2 separate regions of the Homo sapiens genome follow, and region 1 is linked to region 2. Evidence: chromatin loops called from intact Hi-C (ENCODE). Cell type or tissue: GM12878. All regions are shown on one strand. Each heading gives the region's core, and the rest is flanking DNA. Links, peaks and the distances in the headings are about the cores only.

The links. Peaks named below come from ENCODE experiments on the same cell type or tissue, not always from the same donor. Only the 100,000 strongest peaks of a DNase experiment are listed, where the experiment ranks them.
Region 1: a loop joins it to region 2, with 2.4 times the contacts of the local background. A loop is called at or near these places in 2 of 110 quality-filtered maps.

What each region holds. Positions count from the first base shown.
Region 1 is chr13:67,232,801-67,243,684 of GRCh38, reverse strand. No RefSeq gene overlaps it. Among named protein-coding and RNA genes, the nearest start is that of PCDH9, 7.9 kb to the right of the region's middle. In GM12878, for the core only: a CTCF peak has its summit at 5,204 (motif pointing right); no DNase peak of the experiment used is centred there.
Region 2 is chr13:66,539,107-66,549,990 of GRCh38, reverse strand. The region is part of intron 4 of PCDH9 (protocadherin 9); the gene reads left to right. Among named protein-coding and RNA genes, the nearest start is that of PCDH9-AS1, 240 kb to the right of the region's middle. In GM12878, for the core only: no CTCF peak of the experiment used is centred there; no DNase peak of the experiment used is centred there.

The DNA.
Region 1 (10,884 bases), core at 4,114-6,613, 690 kb before region 2:
AAAAGATGGAAGGAAGTTGAAGGTATGTCTGGCAGGCATCTCGGACAGCAGACAGCACACATATCTGAAGTTCAGTCTGGTTGTAGTAATGATTCTGGCCGGGCATGGTAGCTCATGCCTGTAATCCCAGCACCTTGGGAGGCCAAGGTGGGTGGATCACCTGAGGTCAGGAGTTCGAGACCAGCCTGGCCAACATGGCAAAACTCTGTCTCTACTGAAAATACAAAAAGTAGCCAGGTGAGGTGGCGCGTGCCTGTAGTCCCAGCTACTGGGGAAGTTGAGGCAGAAGAATCGCTTGAACCCAGGAGGCAGAGGTTGTGGTGAGCCGAGATAGTGCCACCGCACTCCAGCGTGGGTCACAGAGTGAGACACTATCTCAAAAAAAAAAAAAAGGAGAAATAATTTCCCAGGAAGTACAGAAGTATAAATGGGTATGAAGAGGGTAAGCAGTACACATGTTAATATCCAAGGCAAATTGATGAATTCAAGTCCAAATCAAAATATACAGGAAACGTGATCAGTCAAGTAAAATAACTGTTTATTTCCTGGATGGCAATGTTTCTCAAAATCAGGCCAGTGACAGTATTTGACTTCTCTGTTTCTGTATGTATTAAGACTGACTCCAAAATGGTGGGGTAGGAACAAGAAGAGACCCTAACATCAGGAGAAGGTGGTTCAGGGTGTCTGCCAAGCTGGCTGGAATTCCTCACAGGCTTCAGAACAAGTAGGGGACTGAAAGAAAAACCAGCACACACATTGGACTAGGTAAGCAGAGGCAGAAACATCAAAGGAGGCTGGGGCTCCATGAGAGTTCATGCTGAGACCTCACCCTGTCATTGAAGATGACTCTCAGATTGGTTACAGGCTCATCTCCCAGTGGGCTGTACTCCCAATTTACTAAAGGAAATATTGATTTAGGACTGGGTGAGCTGCCTCTAACATGGCAGGGCTGAACTTAGAAGGAACACCATCCCTTCAGGGGAAACCTAACACCCTCCCTGACACTTCTGACCCTGGGGTGGGGAGCATCTGTTTGTTTAATTTGTTTCCGTTGCTCTCTTTTCTTCAAGTTTGTCTTTGCGTATATGAGCAATGATTATAGGCTTTTCAGCACAAAGTAAAAGCCCTAGCAACTGAAATGGAGCCACAGAGATTCCTTTTCTTGAGGCTCTTCCTTAAATGGCTTTGCAAACATAGAAACTTACCTTGAAGTGAATTCACTAGCTCAATTACAAGGTGGTGGTCTTTCTTTTAAGAATTAATTTCTGCAGAACAGCAAAGCAAGGAAAAAAGTCTCTAATCTCCTATACTATGACTGAGGAGTACTTTTCCTGCCAAACAACAGGCTGAATATTACTTTTCATCCAAGGGAAATGGGATGCACAACAGCTCCGGGGAGAGAACAAGGAGCTATGACAGAGCAATGAGAAGTGAGATTTTAAAGTGTTTTCTCTGGTCCATGCATTCTACATGCAAAAACAACAAAGAAAATTGTATGCTGAATTTATCATCTTAAGGGAGAAATAATCAGATGACTGGAGGCTGTTCCAAGGGCAACCAGCACAGGTGATACTGTATTCATTTTAATGTAATTGAAGGAACTCATTTCTGGAATTTATTTATTTTATTTATTTTATTTATTTTTTTTTTTGAAACTGAGTTTCAGTCTTGTTGCCCAGGCTGGAGTGCAATGGGGCAGTCTTGGCTCACTGCAACCTCCAACTCCCAGGTTCAAGCTATTCTCCTGCCTCAGCCTCCCAAGTAGCTGAGATTACAGGCACACACCACCACGCCTGGCTAATTTTTTTGTATTTTTAGTTGAGACAGAGTTTCACCATGTTGGCCAGGCTGGTCTCGAACTCCTGACTGCAGGTGATCTACCCGCCTCAGCCCCGCAAAGTACTGGGATTACAGTTGTGAGCCACCACACCTGGCCCATTTCTGGGATATATTTATTCAGATTATATATGTGGATGTGCATGTTTCTGTGCACATATAAAACTTATTTTCTCAGGTAGAAGAATGATTTCATGTTTGTTTTAACTCTTTCAAAAAAAACCCTCTTACAATTACAGTAAAGCAAAAGTCACAAGAATGAAGAGTACAAAAGTCAATAAGTAGATCTGAAGCTTCAATTAATTTAGAGGATCAAAAAACGAAGCATATATACAGACAAAATGTGATGAGTATTTTACCCTCATAGTACATTGTAATTTGGACTAGTCACAAATCATATGACTACCATGTTGCCTATCACAAGACTAGGTCTTAATTAGATTACAACTGAATATTCTGGGTGATAATAATTCATAGGTGAGGTTGTATTCTTCATATTCAATTACACTAGGGGACTCATAATGCCAGATTGTTTCACTGTTCATGATATGACGTTTAGAAAAGAAGGTATTTTATATTAGTTACATAATATTAAATGATGTATTTTGGATACATTGGATTGAATTAAATACATTATTAAAATAGTTTTTCACCTTGTTTTTTTAAAGTGGCTATTAAAATATTTAAAATTATGTAAGTGATGCAAATAAGTTTTTTTTCTTTTTTGAGACTCATTTTCGCTCTTGTCACCCAGGCTGGAGTGCAATGGGATGATCTCGGCTCACTGCAACCCCTGCCTCCCAGCGATTCTCCTGCCTCAGTCTCCCGAGTAGCTGGGATTACGGGCCCCAGCCACCACGCCCGGCTAATTTTTGTATTTTTAGTAGAGACAGGGTTTTACCACGTTGGCCAGGCTCAAACTCCTGACCTCAGGTGATCCTCCTGCCTCATCCTCCCAAAGGGCTGGGATTACAGGCGTGAGCCACGGCACTCAGTCACAAATGATATTTTTATGGGCTAGCACCGCTTAAGATCTAATTTCTAGTTGACAAAAATACAGGTCACAGAGAATCAAGTTAATATCCTAAGAAGAAGCAATTAAGCAAATCCAGATTGTGAAAGAGTCTACCCTACAACTTTTCTAAACTCATCAGAAATTCAAAGTCATGGGGGAAAAATGGAGGGAACTGTTTTAAACTAAGAAACTAAGGAGAAAAACAAAGGCAATGTGATCAGACTAGATTGGATTTAGAAGAAAAAAAAACCCACAAATATCCCTCAACTTCTTGGAAATAAATTTCTAAACATTTAAAATACTGTAGATATAAAATTATGTTTATGGAATTATTATTACTTCCTTAAATGTGCTAATAATATCATGGTTATGTAGGCAATGATCCTTACTCTTCGGAGATTTATTTTGAATGATTTTGTGGTAATGTGATCCATACTCTACTTTTTTTTTTTTTGAGACGGAGTCTCGCTCTGTCGCCCAGGGTGGAGTGCAGTGGCGCCATCTCGGCTCACTGCAAGCTCCGCCTCCCGGGTTCATGCCATTCTCCTGCCTCAGCCTCTCGAGTAGCTGGGACTACAGGCGCGCCCGCCAATTTTTTTGTATTTTTAGTAGAGACGGGGTTTCACCGTGTTAGCCAGGATACTCTCGATCTCCTGACCTCGTGATCCGCCTGCCTCGGCCTCCCAAAGTGCTGGGATTATAGGCCTGAACCACGGCGCCTGGCCTATACTTTACTTTCAAATGTTGGAGCAAATATGTGAAAGAGGAACCAAAGAAATTGGACAAAATATTTAAAATTGTTGAATCTATAGAGAAGATTTTACTATTTCTCTACACATGAAAGTTTTCTTAGTAAAAAAGCAAGCAAGGATCAAATTTAAGAAGTTTTCAGAGATGTTTAAAAATTTTACATTTTCTACTCCTCTTATATCCTATTTTCTTCCATATATATTTTCCACAGTGATCATACATGTATATTATATATATGTATGATAAAAATAATACAAAACTATGTCTCTAATAAAGCAGAAGTTATTATAGGCATGTTCATTGATAATGATTTAATTCATTCCTTTCTCCTCAGTAATCATGTACAATTGAAACACCAGATTCAATACGATGATGACTATACTAGTCAAAATTCCATCACTATCATCAACTCTGTAATTCTTACATAAATGTGAAATTATAATCAAATAAAATTGTGTCAGATTCTTATGGATATTCATTGTAATTAAAACATCAAATTATGAGAAGAAAAATTACTTTAACTTGTCAGAGATTTCACCCTTAAATAGGCATCTCCACAGCTTTATAGGAAATTGACAGAATTACATTTTAATGCTACATATCCGTCTTATTTGAATTGATTTGAAATTTACACTATACTTTTTCTTTCTAAGCACAGAATTAAATTTGTAATCTCTAGCTCTTTAAGTGCAGGGCTACCATAAAAAGATACTAAAACTAAAATAAAATCCTAGTCATCTAAAAAAACTCAAATACACATAACATTTGTTACAATTCATAAGAAGTAGACTGTTTCACAAATTCCACTAGTTATCTGAAATTTAGGGAGCATGTAAAAATAAATTTGATTAGGCAACATTTTATAATTTTTTACTATAAATGTGTCTAATATTCACTTAAAAATAGATACTACTGGTCCCTGGAAAATTTGTCATAGAAAAAAATATGTTTTTTCCTGTTCACTGATTTTTGACAATGGAAACTGTATATGTGCTAGTATTTCTATTTAAACAGGAAACAAACACAGCAAGGTACCTCTCTTTTAACACCTTTGTAGGTCCTGAGTAACCCCACAGAGGCCCAGCCACCACCTTGGAAATCAGCACATTATGTAAGTTAATGTAACAGGACTGAAAAATATTCACATTGAAAGAGGAAAGATAGGAAGAAATAATAAGAATAGTACAGGTAATTTAGTTGCTTTCATGAAAGAAATATTTATTATTATATATATATAAACATGATTGTATTTCTGGTTTTTCTAGCTATTGACTCTTATTTATATCTCACAAGAATATGACTATATATCTTATTTGATAGTTTGTTTATAATATCAAAATTAGATTACTGACAAGTATAACAACATCATGATTAATAAAAAAATTTCAAATAATTTTTTGACAATGTATTAGTATTGATACTCTAAATCATAGTAAATAATTCCTTAATGAATTACTGTTGCAGTTAAGCTAATTTCTTGAAATATATAATTTTGTCAGATTTGAGAAATCTATTAAAAAAACAAAACTACAGTACAGGCCTGTACATTTCCCACTTTTAGGTATTTTTGTTTTGCTCTGCATTACAATAAAAGTCCTCTAGATGGCAGTGTTTACCATACTTAGAATTATTTTGGCACTAACTCTTAAAATGACACTCAATAGAGCTAAATACTATATAGTTAAAAACTAATTTTTCTTGTATTCAATATTTCTTTAGGATTCTTGTTTTTCTCTGAATGCATATTTAACCTAATTCAACAAGTTTTTGCTCATTTTTAGGTTGTTATTGCAATTTAATTTGCTAGTTTTCAGGAGCAATTAAGTTTACCCAAAATCTTTAAAATATAATATACATGTGCTCTGTATTCTTTGGAGGAATTAAAGTAAGTTACTGAGACTGTGGTAACCAGAATAAAAGACATCTTAGCAACTAACCACATAAATTACATTTTTTTCAAGCTTGTTTATAACTACAGATTTGAAGGACATTATAGGTGCTTTATTAGAACCAAGCGAGATTTTCACCTTCTATTTGAAGTAATCGTAGTTTTAATCTTCTCAGCTGATGAATATTCCAAATGAGCCACAGGTGTATAACAGAATATAGAGCAATCATATTTTGTCAGAAAATTTGTGGGTGGGTGAAGTTATTTTTAACTACTAAATTGTAGAAATGATAAAGGTATAATATACATTTGAGTTTTATACTGAATATACTGCATGTTATCATAAAACATAAAAGTGCTAATATACACATTGATGAATCTTATCTTTTCTGAAAATAAGACTGGACAGAAATGATCAAGTTCAGGACAAATTGTTGATTTGCAGTTTCCCTGTGCCTTCCATAAAGATAAAACATTTGTCACTAAGGGCTGGAAAAGAGATTTATTTCTTCAATTTTTAAGTTGGACATTGGAAAAATAAATTGTAACATATTTTGTACAGACATATTGCTCTAGGTCTGTAGAAATAAACTCCAGGGATATTTTAATTTTTGATTTGGCAATTTAGGGACTTGATATAAATTTGCTTAAATAAGTAATATATATATTTGTGTATATATATGGTATATCTATATATGGTATATATGTAGTATATATATATGGCATATCTATATATAGTGTACATATATATGGTGTGTGTATATATATATAGGGTGTGTGTGTGTGTGTGTGTGTGTGTGTGTGTATATATATATAGATATATATAGATTCCAAAGAAGGAAAAACTCTCATGAGCTTTGGAGATGACCCAAATGTGTCCACCATGTATTCTATTACCTCCTGTTGACACTTTCCAACCCCGTCTGACCTGGTACCCCACATTGCTCAGCAAGTGCCCTAAGGCTTATTGGTCTGTTCTATGTAATTTGCCTTCCTCTGAAGAGTACCAGGCTCCAAAGAGACCTCTTCGTCATTCCTAGTTCAAAGTAAAACTAAAATTTAGCTCTAGATGTCTAATCTCTGAGAGAAAGAGACAACCTAAATTAAATTAATATGCGGATGATAAATACATTCCTTGACCCTCTGAGCAGTACTAGCATCAAAAGAATGCTTGGTAACAAAACTAACCTTTGTATGATAAAATGGTAGGGGTGATTCTTTCTCTAACCTTCTGCTTTTGCTTCCCACTCTCACCCTTTAGCCATGATACTTTGTATTTAACATGCCTTTTAGGTCCTTGCTACTTTATCTGTGGTCCACAGATCAATACCATTAGTATCCCCTGGGAACTTTTTAGAAATATAGGACCTTAGCTCCCATTGAAGAGCTAATATAACAGAACTTACATTTTAATTTAACAAGATCTCTGGGCTATTTTACTCACATTAAAGTTTGAGAAACATGGAATCAGGTTCAGTAAATACCCTAGAATGTTATTTAAATCAAGAAGTCAACTTTAGCATAATGTCATTCTTATAATAATAAACCCAATAAACAATCTGAACCAATATAAAGATTAAAAATAACTAGATTGGTAGTACATTTATGTAATCAAGAACTTACTTGCTAGTGAGCATTCAAACTATTAAGATTAATGTAACAAGCAAAATATTTAAAATCTAAAACATAAAAGAGATATTGTGATGGGTATTCACAAAGTAGAAAATATTTCCAAGGTAGTAAGATTTTTTTTAATATAGCACATATCTTTAATTTTTATTTTTTTAATATAGTAGGTTGTTTAAAATAGGTTTGAATGAGCTGATTAATATATTTTTTAACAATGAATTTCTCCCTTACATGCTTTGCAATTATTTTATGTAATTCTCACTTCTACCTTTTTCAACGAATTGTGGTATTTACCTGAAGTTTCACCTGGTCTTTAGAATCTACTTATCTGTTATACTGAAAAGTTGGCCTCATCCCCTGGTGAGGGACAAATATTATTCAAAAATAATGTAATTACTCTCTGTTAGCATAGCCATTAAGGACACCTATATTGGTATAGTTGTAACGTATAGAAATTACACAAGTAATCTGCAACTAGTCCATAGATGTAAAACATGGTACTCATTTGTTCTTTAAAATCAAAACATTATGTGAATTTTTTTGTGACATCAGGAAACATTTATAATCTTTTCAATGTTATTATTACAGGTACTTATTGTTTGTCTTATATTTTACAGGTGATATTTTTGCAAGGATAATATTTTAAATTAGAGTTTCGAATAAGCTCCACATATAATGTTTCTTATGACATACTGTTTTTAAAAAAATGAATCTTTTTTATGATACATTCTGGCTTACTTACCAACCCCATTCCCTGCAGCCAAGAAGTTTCTTTGACGTTCTCTTAATTCTTTCTGAATGTTTTACCAATCTGTGGCTGGAGAACAGTAAATTCATAAGCATGGGAATGAAAAGACATGGTACATTGTAGGACTATTTAAAGGCTTGTATTACAGGGCACTACAGAATAGGATTTTCATTTAAGAAAAAAATTATTCTAAAGAACACGTGTATAAACACACAAAGATATGTAATTTTTGTAAGCAGAGTAATATTAACTTAATTCTCATAAAAAGCATAACAGTATCTTTTAAAGGCTTAGCAATCCCCATTTCCATTACTTTGGTGTTATCAGTGATACGGAGTTAAGCCAGGGCTGCAGAAGTCAACAATGTACATTGTCTCCCTGACTCATCCTAATTCAATTAGAGGGGGACTGTGGGGGGAATTTGGTTCCTAAGAGGAGACTATAAGAGAAAAATGAGGCTTATCCATCCTGCCCTATATTAGTAAGTCTATTTATGTGCACATTATGTAACAAATTGGACTTCTAGAAGAATATCATGTGAGTTTATTAAAAAAAAAAAGACAAAAAACATTATAAGAATGAAGAAGGGAGGACTGAAGAAATAGGGAATGAAAGTTCCCAAAATAATGTTATTTCAGGTAACACAAAGTTCTGTTTTAGGGAACATACTATTTTGAATAAGAAAGTAATGAAAGAGAATTTTTAAAACACTGTAATATGTTTATTAATTCTTAAAACTTCTCATACCTTTTTAAAAAACTGTTTCCTGAATTATTTTTGGGCAAATGCTATTGTGCTTGAAATGCGTTCTTGCCTCAACATTTTCTTGTCTCTATTTTTAAGTTTAAACAGAGGTGCTTCCAAAAAATATGCAAGGTTTTCTTACGTCTTCAGGCATTTATCATTTTATAAATGTAATCTGAATAGCTAATAGTCCATATTTCAATCTAACAGTTCTTACCTTACAGATTACAGAAATAAATGTCATAAAGACCCAAGAAATAAAAAGATTTTCACATTATATTTCACTGGAAATTACATGACTTTAAAGTAATCAACTTATTTAAGATTAAACATGATGTACGTTTATTGTTTACTATCTTAAAACTTTTTTCTATGTTTTCCTACATGATTGCTTAAGCCCTACATGTGATGCAGAAAAAATCTGTTATGAAAGCTATGCCTATAAATAATCTGAAATTTTAAAGAATAATAAAACTTAAGAATTCAATATTTTCTTTATTTAAATAGTAATCATGATAAAATAGTGGCACTGGAAAATGTCAGTTTATATTGTGATAACTGTTAGAGCTACAAACCTGACATTTATAATCCTTGTCAGTCATAAAAATATAGCAAATTGGGATAAATTTAGTTCAGTCATTCAAAAAGAATGAAGGTTGTCACCTGCTTTCCTTTGTGATTTGATTATCATGGTCTAGGTTTTTCTAGAAAAGAAAAGGTAAAAAGATTTTTAAAAAGGGGTTCAAAATGAAAGAGCTAATAATAAATAGTGAAGCAACAGAATTATTCAAGGAGCTTACTATACTTTGCCAGTTTGCATAGCCTTAAAAGGTGTTAATTTTCTTTTTGTGGTGTTAAAATTCTGCATTGTCATTTTCTAAACAGTGATAATATAAATAACCCTGAGCATTTTTAGCACAATTTTCCCCAGAAGTACTGTAGAATAGTCTAGTCTTTTTTGTGAAATGGGGACAATAATGCCTGCTGTGACATGAGAGCCCCTGTGATTGATTGATTAATGTCCGTTAGACATAATAAGACACCTGGATTAAAGGAGCCTTAGAAGTACAGGCCACAAAAGTATTTTTTATATTATTTTTAACTATGATTGGAATATAGAACTAGTATATTAGAGTTAAAAATATTAGTCTTGAAGTCCTTGTGGAGGTCATTTCATCATTCTGAATATTACAGTCTGTCTTTTCTCTAAATGTAACTTACAGAAACAGCCTTTACAATCTCCGTGTGAAATGTAGTTTTAAAATGCTGAATGGTAACTAGAAAATCCTAGATGAAAATCCAATTAACAAACTGAACTGCTTAATAATTTAGGTTATTAAATGCCATTACATGGAAATCATTGTTTAAATATATAAATAGAACAATATTAAACTTGTGGAACACAAAATAATTTTATTAACTCCACATCTGTTTGTGTTTAAATCTGCAAAAGCATTTTAGTCTTCAGTTAGCTGGCTGAAGGTGACTTAGCTTCACAAGTATCCCATGACCTATATAACCAGCAGAAAACACTAAAGCAATTTTACTATAGCTCAAATGGCGTAATTCCCATTAGTATCCTGATGCTACTAATCAGGTACAACACAGGTGAAAACATCATAATTCCTTGCAGTAGAAAATACGCTTTGACAAAGATGAATAAGGGTTAACTAAAGAGATCTAATTAAAAGTCTAATATATATACTGGAAGATCGATATTAGAAATCTAACATTTTATTAAATTCACTAAGGAAAAACAATGATAAAACACAGCATAAAAACAAATAGGTGTTCCCTTACAAAAACTGAAATTAAGAATATTTTCCTGATTCATAATTACACAGACCTAACTTAAAAAATTAATATTGGAGAGGTAGATTATGAACAGCTCTCATTATGAAAATGATTTATATAGTGTTTTGGGAAGAAACCTTAAGTTGTGATAACACAGGGTTAGGAATATGACCCTTTATATTTAATTTTCCTCTAGGAATATTAATAAGATCTCTAATAATAGTTCTCATTTTAGAGTTTAGAAGTCGGATTATTATAGGGCAAACCAGCCTCAACTATTCTAGATTTAAGAGGTAAAACTGAGAACATTAAGGAATCTCAGTCGTTCAGATAATGCCAAATAAACACCTAAAGGATATAATGCCCTGAGTCCATAGCTCTATTTGTCTCTGAAACTCCATCTCCTTTGAAAAGAATCTAGACATATTTCATTCTGGGGCTTTGACCTGTGGTTTTCTTTAATTGAAGTCTCATAGTCAT
Region 2 (10,884 bases), core at 3,626-6,125:
TATTTTTTTCAATTAATGTTGATACAAGTTTGTTTTCTATTCAAGAATCTTAAGAAAAAAAATAGTATTATTTTGGCCATGAGTCCTAAGTGGCATTTCTTACAGACTCATCTATTAATTCTCTTTTTGTTTTAAATAGAGATAGGGTCTCGCCATTTTGCCCAGGCTGGCTGGAACTCCTGGACTCAAGCAATCCTCCAGCATTGGCCTCCCAAAGTGCTGGGATTACAGGCATGAGGCAACACACCCAGCCTTAATTATTTTGATTACTACCATATAACCAACAAAATGATCTTTATAGGTGCTCCGAAGATATACCTAATATTTAGATCAAATTTTTGATTCAAACTCTTAAAAAATTAATCTGATTTGACCTCTTTAGAGGTCAGTTAAAGAAAAGAGGTTTAACTGAGCAGCAGTGCCCTGGACCCAGTCCAAAAAAACCTTTTTTTAAAAAAAAATAAGTGAACAGTTTATTGAGAATTAAATGAAGGTATGGAATGTGATACGGTATATGTACAGTTTATTAAGAATTAAATGAGGGTATGGAATGTAATACAGTACATGTAAGACACTGATGATGTGTATAATAGCACTACTTGTGCAAAAAGCTGAATTTCACTTCAAAAAAAAATCACAAAAGTAAAAGCAATTCTACCATCATAAAGCAAGCTATTTGATGCAAAGTACTAATCCTTCCCCCTCCCCTCAAAACTCCAACTTCTTAACAAACAAAAAGCTAACCGAAAATGCTGCCATGCTAACATATACATACGGTTTATATACATTTCATTTATATATAGGCTTGATTTATATATACACATGTATATATTTTGTGTACGTATATACATTAAATACATATATCAAAAATTGTCAAAGCTACCTTGGAAACATATGTCAGAGGAAAAGAATTTCTTGGAAATAGAATAAGACAAATTGCAATGAGTTGAGAAGTTTAAGTCTTCTCTCACTTATGGTGGTATGGTTTTCCTTGAATTAATTATCCAAATAAAAGAAACTTTAAAAACTTCCTTTTTAACAAAACATTAAAAATCAGAAATAAGCTTCTGATTTTTAATCATATAATGTTTTAATAAAAAACATTATCGATGGCATTTTTAATCAAATTAAAACTTCAAGATTCTTTTCAAGTTTTGGTTACTCTGGGAGAGTGTTTCTTAAATTTAAAAAGTAAACATAAGCATTATTCATGAGTGTCATGACTAATAATTAGAATTACCTTTGAAAAGCTCCCATTTTTTTCATGAAAATGAAACTCTATTTTGCTCAAATGTAGGCCTTTTAAAGTGGATATCACTATAGTTATTACGATCATAACAAATCCAAATCCAAAGGCAAGAGTTTCATAACTTACAGAAACTGTTTTTATTTTTTTTTAGTTTTTGAACGTTTAATTTTTATTTTTGAGATGGAGTCTCACTCTGTCACCCAGGCTGTAGTGCAGCAACATGATCTCAGCTCACTGCAACCTCCACCTCCTGGGTTCAAGCGATTCTCCCACCTCAGCCTCCCTAGTAGCCGAGATTACAGGCACATGCCACCATGCCTGTCTAATTTTTGTGCTTTTAGTGGACACAGGGTGTCACCATATTGGCCAGGCTGGTCTTGAACTCCTGACTTCAGGTGATCCTCCCGCCTTGGCCTCCCAAAGTGCTGGGATTACAGGTGTGAGCCACCATGCCTGGCCTAAGAAAGTGTTTTTTAAAAAAATTTTAAATAAGAAAAAAATTTGCACTTAAATTTTTTACAGGCATAGACCTTTAATAAATGGAGTGACAATTTGAATTATGAGGCTCTAATATTGCAAAATTTAAAATGTCGATTCCAGAAGACTTCAGTGTTAAGTTTTGGCATACCACAACTTATTACACAATGAAGGTATAAATTGCTCTTCTTAACAGTTAAGGTAATGAAAAGATGGGCACGAAAACACAAACATACATACATACATACATACAAATACACACGCAAACAACAAAAAGCTTCTATACATCTCACTGTTTTAAGTTTACTATTTTATAATTAAATATATATATTATTATATAATATGATTAAATATATTATTATATAATAATATGATTAAATATCATATTATTATATAATAATATAATTAAATATCATATTATTATGACTTAATTTATATACTGACATATCCACTTGAATCAAGATTATTTAAAAATGCGCATTCTATCTTATGGGCCTCACAGTCTTGCTCTATTATACCGAAGGGGAAATGGGCAAATCACTTTTTAAAATTAGAATACTCCCAAGAAAATTTCCTTTCACAAATTATTAAAGACAATCAACATGGCAATTATTTATGTTATTTTTGGGTAAAATTAGTGGAACTATCATGGGCATATTTAACTTTGATCAGAGTTAACAAGAAAGACTATATTCTAAAACAAGTACAGACAGGATGTAAGAATGTTCTTTCCAATACTGGAAGTAGTGCAGAACGTAATCACCTTTGCACCCGTTAGAAAATCTACTGTATGGTTCAGTGGGAGAGTATGACAATGGTTACTAGAAAGTCAATTTAATTAACCTTAATCGCCCAACAATTGCCTTATAGACTCTGTTGATTTGAACAAAGATAAAAACGTTAACTATGAAATGCAGAATATTAAGGATACTGTTTTGCTTTGTTTTGTTTTCCACTAGGGCATATAATACCCTCAGATTAAGAATAAATGTGCCTAAGGCACTCTTGGCTCTTCAAGGTGTCATACAAAGTATGTAAGCTTTACTGTGATCTCAATAGTAGGTAATGCTTGTTAGCAAATACTGCTGACATTACAAATAAGAAGTGATTAATTTACAAATTTTAAATTGAATTTCATTTCTATAAAGTTTGGTAAGATGAATAACTAGGTGGAAGACTGAAGTAATTACAGTATGTGTCCTTTAATGACAGAATACATTCTAAAAAATGTGTCCTTAGGTGATCTTATAGTTGTGTGAACATCATAAAGTGTACTTGGACAAAACTAGATGGTCTAGGTTACAGACACCTAAGCTGTATGGCATAGCCTAATTTGCTCCTAGGCTAGGAACCTGTACAGCATGTTACTTTACTGAATACTAAGTGCAATTATAACATAATGACAAATATTTGTGTACCTAAACATATGGAAACATAGGAAAGACACAGTAAAAATACAGTACAAAGGAGTAAAAAATGTTACATTTATACAGAGCACTCACCACAAATGAAGCTTGCAGGACTGGAAATAGCTCTGGGTGAGTCAGTGAGTGAGCAGTGAGCGGGAAAGCCCAGGACATTACTGTACACTACTGTAAACTTTATAAACTCTGCATATTTGAGCTAAATCAAATATATTAATTGTTTCTTTCTCTAGTAATAAATTAACCTCAGTTTACTGTAGTAGTTTTACTTTATAAACTTTCAATCTTTTTTAACATTTTTACTCTTTGGTAATAACACTTAGCTTAAAACAGGAACATATTTTATAGCTGTACAAAAATATTTTCTTTCTTTATATCCACATTCTATAAGGCTTTTTCTATTTTAAATTTTTTCTATTTATAATGGTTTTTTAATTTTTGAACTGTTTGTTAAAAACGAAGATACAAACACACACATTAGCCTAGGCCTATAAGGTCAGGATCATCTGTATCACTGTCTTCCACCTCCACATCTTGTCCCATTGGAAGGTCTTCAGAAGCAATAACATGTGTGTGCTGTCATCTCCTATGATAACAATGCCTTCTTCTAGACTGCTTTCTGGAAGGTCTACCTGAGGCTGCTTTATAGTTAACTTTTTTTTTTTTTAATAAATAGAAGAAGTATACTTTAAAAAATAAAGATGGCCGGGTGCGGTGGCTCATGCCTGTAATCCCAGCACTTTGGGAGGCCGAGATGGATGGATCATGAGGTCAGGAGATCGAGACCATCCTGGCTAACATGGTGAAACCTGTCTCTATTAAAAAAAGATAGAAAAAAATAGCCAGACATGGTGGTGGGTGCCTGTAGTCCCAGCTACTCAGGAGGCTGAGGCAGAATGGCATGAACCCGGGAAGTGGAGCTTGCAGTGAGCCAAGATGTGCCACTGCACTCCAGCCTGGGCAACAGAGTGAGACTCCGTCTCAAAATAAATAAATAAATAAATAAATAAAATAAAATAAAATAAAATAAAGTAAAATAAAAATGAAAGGTATAGCATAGTAAATACATAAACCAGTAACAGAGTAGATTATTATCATTATCAAGTACTACCTACTGTAAATAAGTGTGTGTGCCATACTTTTAATAAGCTAGTAGAGTTGTTTACGCCAACATCATCACAAACAATTGAATAAGGCATTGAACTACAATGGTATCATGGTTAAAACATCACTAGGTGATAGGAATTTTCAAGTGCCATTGTAATGTTATGAGACCATAGTTATAGACGTGGTCTGTCATTGACTGAAATGTTATAATATGGCACATTACTGTGTATGACAATAAGTGTATAATTTGTAAAAATGTAAAAGCCAAATTTTATCAGATATGGAAGCAAAATTGACATGCCATCATCTAATTAAAACAGCCTGATTTTTATTACATGTCTTGAAATTTTTTATTAACTCATTTGATATGTTTCTATTTTGAATCTATTTAATAGAGAATAAAAACCTAGAGATAGGTTTATCAGTATCAGAATGTTTATTCTGGCTCACTTAGTATACCAGATATTTTAAACAGGATAAAACAAATATGTAGATTTCTCAATGCAAATAGCTATTTTCCTATTTGCCTTGATTCTAAGTGACCAATAAAACAAACTTAATGAGAATTAACATGCAAATCAAATAAAGGAAATTAAAAATACCTTGTTTTTCTTATTCAATGTAATCATGTAGTCTTAGGGTACCAAAAATTTAAAGGACATCTAGGTTTGCTTGAACCATTTTTATATCCGATCTGTATTTACACTAAACAGTCTGTTATTCAAACTGGCCAAGTAATATTAGATCAGCCTGAATAAAAATGAGCTTGCCCTTTTGAGGTAGGAGACCTGCAAGACTTGTTTTCTGTTCACAACCCTGCTGAGTAAAACAAGATCTGGTCCAGGCAGTGTAAAATGAAGAAACTGGCTGAAACCATATGGAGAGGAAAACAATCCCTAGCTGCTCTAATTGTTAATTAGCATAAGATGTATTGATGGCCGCATCAATCTCATGACAGTTTACAAATGCCATGGCAACAACCTGGAAATTACTGCCCCTTTCCATGGCAAAAACCTGGAAGTTACCTCTCCTTTCATAGAAAGTTCTAAATAACCTGTCCTTCAATTTACATTAAACCACTCCTTAATTTGCATATAATTGCAAGTACCTGCAGATACAGTTGTCTACTGCCCATAGGTAGCTAACTCTGGGTGAACTGCCTGTAAGGTAGCACTGTTCTACTAGAAGCAATATCATTCAATAAAAGATTCCTAACACCACTGGCTCTTTCTTGAATTCTTTCCTGGGAAAAACCAAGAACCCTCAAGGCCTAAGCTCCAATTCGGGGGCTCACCTGCCTGGCCTGCATCACTTTCATATATACGTGTCATATGAATGTGTGTGTTTGTGTGAAACCACCATTACTGAAGTTAATTGAGTATGTTTGGTAAGTTCTGAAGTTCATATAAGAGTCAGGCATGTCCTTAGTCAACATTGTCAGTGTACATTTTCATTCAATTAAGGAAACAGGTAAAGGTTCATTATGAAGTTTTTCCTGGTAATATAATACTGGACCGAAAAACAGTGATAGGAAATAGGGAAATATTAGCAAAATAGAGAGATCCAGTCCCTGTAGTCATGGGAGCTTGCTGCTCTTTAAATAAGGCATCAAAGGTCCTGTATATCATAAGTATAAAGTTTATATCAGATAGGAAGAAAATAATTCAATGATGGTACATTTCTAATTCTGTATCTGTAAACAATGGAGTCAAGGCATTACTATATGGAACTTACCTGTATTCAACCACTGGGCAGTAAGGAGCTGTTCAGACTCAGTAGATGGCCCTCTAGAGGTGAGCACCAATTGCAAGTGTGATGGAAGTTGGCTGTGTCCCCGTTAAGTTCATTTCCAGAATGCATCACAGAATGTGATCCAAGGGTAATTTCAGTCTCCATGATCTCTGCTTAGAGACAAAGCTCTTGTAGCACAGCACCACTGTGTACTGTGTTTCATTTCTATATTTTCTTTTTCTGATTTGTTTATACTGCATGGTGTTTGAAAGATTGGGTTTTTAAGAGGTGTCTTTTTAAATATGTTTAATTCAATTGACTTTTCTGTATACCCTCTTTAACTTTCTTACAGTGGTGAATATTCACTTCTCAAACTGGAAAGAATTTTACTAACTGAACAGATTAAATTTTGTTTTACTTAATCTTTTTTTTTTTTGAAACGGAGTCTCACTCTGTCTCCCAGGCTGGAGTGCAGTGGCATGATCCCAGCTCACTGCAACCTCAACCTCCTGGGTTCAAACAATTCTCCTGTCTCAGCCTCCCAAGTAGCTGGGGTTACAGGAGCGTGCCACCACGCCTGGCTAATTTATTGTATTTTTTAGTAGGGAGTTTCACCATGTTAGCCAGGATGGTCTTGATCTCCTGACCTCGTGATCCACCTGCCTCAGCCTCCCAAAGTCCTGGGATTACAGGCGTGAGCCACTGTGCCCGGCCATCATTTTACTCATATAACTATTTTGACTAAATTTGAGGTGCAGGTTATATATACTGCTGATTATTTCATTCTGTCTACTAGTGATATGAAACGATAACGTGTCAGTGATTTTCATCTAACGTGCAACTGATTTGATATTATTTAATACTCTTCCTCAAGAAGAGCATTACGTTAATGAGAATATAGAATGGAGTAAAAATAAAAACATGTAAAATTATTGAAAAGTAAAGATATTTTGATTAACACTCCATTATTATTATATTTGTATATTTCTTCTAAGGAAAGTTGCATTTTATGACCATATGACTTTCTACACACACATATTAATTTGAAAGTTATAAATATTGAAAATTTCCTTTATTATGATGACTATGTGGCTCACCTTTTTAAAGAAAAAAGTGTTTATTTCTCATATGATAGATACATAATAGTTGTATAGGGTTCTCCACAGAATCAGAACCAATGGGAGATAGATATATATATTTATATATACATATATTTAAATATATATATGTTTAAATATATAAATATATAAATATCTCGGAGATATATATTTATATATTTAAACATATATATGTTTTTATATATATATATTTAAACATATATATATTTAAATATATATATATTTGACTTTAATGTTTAAAAACACACACATAGATATACATAAGGATATTTATTTTAAGGAATAGGCTCACACGATTGTAGGAGCTGGCAAGTCTAAATTGGATAGGGCAGGCCAGCAGCTGGAAACTCATGCAGTAGTTGCTGTTGTAGCTTGGAAGTAGAACTTCTTCTTTCCCAGAAAATTCTAGTTTTTTGATTTTAAGGCCCTCGACTGATTGGACAAGGCACACCCACATTAGTGAGGGCAACCTTCTTTACATAAATTCAACGAATTATAGATATGAACATCTATAAAACACCTTCATAACAACACCAAGATTGGAATCTGATTGCATAACTGGGTGCTATAGCCTAGTCAAGTCAACACATTAAAGTAACTATAACATGCTTTATTGGTATATTCTGCTGATCAAACCTAATTTTGTAGTCTCGTGTCATTAGGTCACTAGTGGAAATATTCCGTTGGATATTTCACAGAGTACTTTACATAAATAAGATAGAAATGATATCATTTATGGTAAAAATGATTATTAGTCTAAACCCACCAAAAATATTCACATTGTCTCCTTTAAAGGCTTCTCATCTGCTGTTTTACACAGATCTCCCAAGGCTTTTCCTTAACTCATTTTATCTATATGCGCAAGCCTTTTAAATGCAAACAAACATTGTAGGAACTAAAAATTAAAAGAGCCTCATTAATTTACAGACGAGGAAAACTACTCACCAATTACAGATAAGGAAAACAGTAATCAATTTACAGATAAACAAAACTCCAAGGAACTTCTCTGATTCTCTGGTTCAAGTAGATGCAGGAGCACATTTTCAGAATTCTTTCAGTTATTTGTCTATAACTGAGTATCTACTCTGTAGTGGGTCAGACAGTTTCCACCCGAAACTCATGTCCATTTGGAAACTCAGAATGTGGCCCTGTTATTTGGAAACAGGATATTTGCAGAAGTAATTGGTTAAGATGAGGTTACACTGGGTTAGAGTGGTCCGTAAATCCAATGCCAAACCCTTGGAAGAGTGGAGAGAGAAACGGAGAGAAGTACACTATGTGAAGCCACAGAAACACGCAGAGAAGATGGACATATGAAAACAGAGGCACAGATTGAAATTAGGCTGTCAGAAGCGAAGCAACATCAGAAACCACCGACAATTAAAAGAGGCAAGGAATATTTTTTTTCCTAGTGCCTTCAGAGCGAATATCTTCATGCTGACACCTTGATATTGTGCTTCTAGCCCTCAGAAATGTGAAAGAATAAATTTATGTTGTTTTAAGCCACCTTGTGTGTGGTAGTTTTGTATGACAACACTAATAATGAATATACTCTCATTACTCTTAACACCTGGAGGTTTCTCTACCTTACATTATTTTAGAAAAGAACAATGACACTTCCACAGAGAAACCTTAAATGACTTTTGTGCCATCTGAGAGAATATTGGGACTTTGTCTGTATAAAGAGGGAATGCCCCATTTTGCAACTTCCCTTCAGAGTCTTTTATAGTTATTAAAGTAGTGAAATGGATAAGTGTAATTTATAGTTAGAAGGAGGAAGGGATTCTTCAGAGGAGTTTGTTTAATGTACATCATTAGTTGACTTGAATTGAATTCTACTAAATCTAGACAAAACTTGTAACCCAATCCAGTCTGCTTTCCTAAGAGAATTCACTAACCTAATCTGGTGTGTGAAGTTCAATAAGTTAACTCCATTAGATTACAAATGAGCAGCCAAGGCTGTCAAAGATGTGGCCCTTCAAGGTGTGTTGCTCAATGTAGAGTCACACTGCAACCAAAGACTCATTAAACTGATCTAATTAAATAAAAACAATAACCCAAATAATTAAGGACAAAGTCAAGACCTTTAATGATACCTTAGCTTATCACTGATACTAAATGAATTTTAATTACCACTAATGGTTTATTGTATATCTAAGGCATAATGCAGTTAAAATCTGCCCAAAGGGGGTCAACCAGTTACTTGCGTACACTACGTACCCTTCTGGGAATCTGTATTAATTGTTCTTATACAGAAAGAAAAGTATGCAAAGTTCTCAAGGCATTTTCTGACAACTGTCAGCATAAGTGTGCATAAAATTTTAATTGTGTCTTGGGTGGCATCTAATATAAAATTATCCTTGAGAGCTTTTAAGAAACCTTTAAAATTTAGTTGCTATGTAAAAAAAGCTTAATAATAAAATTTCTGCTTATGGTGTTCATGCAGCAGAAGTTACCTTTAACTTACATGAACAGAACTGAAAGTTTGATTTGTGATTATGATAAAATTTAATTTCCTGTTAAAATTACTGTTTACAAAAGCAGCACTACAATGTTATATATTTATATGAGCCTACAATTTGCTTTTCAGCGGTTCCTTCATGAATATGTAAATGTGTATAAACTGCCTTTTTTCCCCAAAATTCAATATATTATTGCTCAGTTTTATTTAGAAGATTATTTAGGAATCAGTCATTAATATTCTAAACTTTGCCAGGAACAATGGCTCACACTTGTAATCCCAGCACTTTGGCACCTGAGGTGGGAGGATTTCTTGAGCCCAGGAGTTCAAGACCAGCCTGGGCAACATAGTGAAACCCTGTCTCTGCAAAAAAGTAAAAATTAAAAAATAGCTGGGCATAGTGGTTCAGGCCTGTAATCTCAGCTACTCAGGAGGCTAAGGTAGGAGCATGGCTTGAGCCCAGAAAGTCAAGGCTGCAGTGAGCTTGATTCCACTACTACACTGCAGCCTGGGTGACACAGCAAGACCTTGTCTCAAAAAAAAAAAAAAAAAAGGAAAAAAAGAAAATAAAAAAATAAAGAAAAATAGGAAAATATAAAATATGGATATTATTTTGGGTATCTCTTAGAAATAATTTTTGGGGAGGCAGCAAGGCAAAAAAAATTGTAAATGTTAAGCTTTTTGTGTTTACAAAAATAATGCAAGTATGTTTATCAGTTATGTATTACTGTGTAAAAACAAAACAAACAAACAAAAAAACCCAATACTCCATGACTTAAAGCAATAACCATTTATTTAGCTTCAGATTCTGTGGGTCAGTAACTTGGGCTGAGCTCAGCTGAGTGATTCTTCCAGCCATGTCTGAGCTCTATGATTGTATTCACCTCCCAATATTATGGCAGCAGAAGGGGAAGTAAACATGTCCTTTTTCACATGGCAGCAGCAAGAAATCCAAAGCAAAAGGGGGAAAGGCCCTATAAAACCATCAGATCTCATGAGAACTCACTATCATGAGAACAGCAACATGGTGGTAACCACACCCATGATTCAATTACTTTCTTCCGAGTCCCTCCCATGACACATAAGGATTATGGGAAATACAATTCAAAATGAGATTTGGGTGGGGACACAGCCAAACCATATCAAGATGTAAATGGTAACTTCAATGAAGGTAGTTCCAGTAGATTGTAGTAAGATGTTGAGTGAATATTGTTAAAGAGGTGAAGGTAGTGGATGTAAACTATTTTTCTGAGAAGTTTGAATCAAGAGAGAGAAAAATTTTAATTCTAAAATCTTCTATGAGCATATTAGACAGGT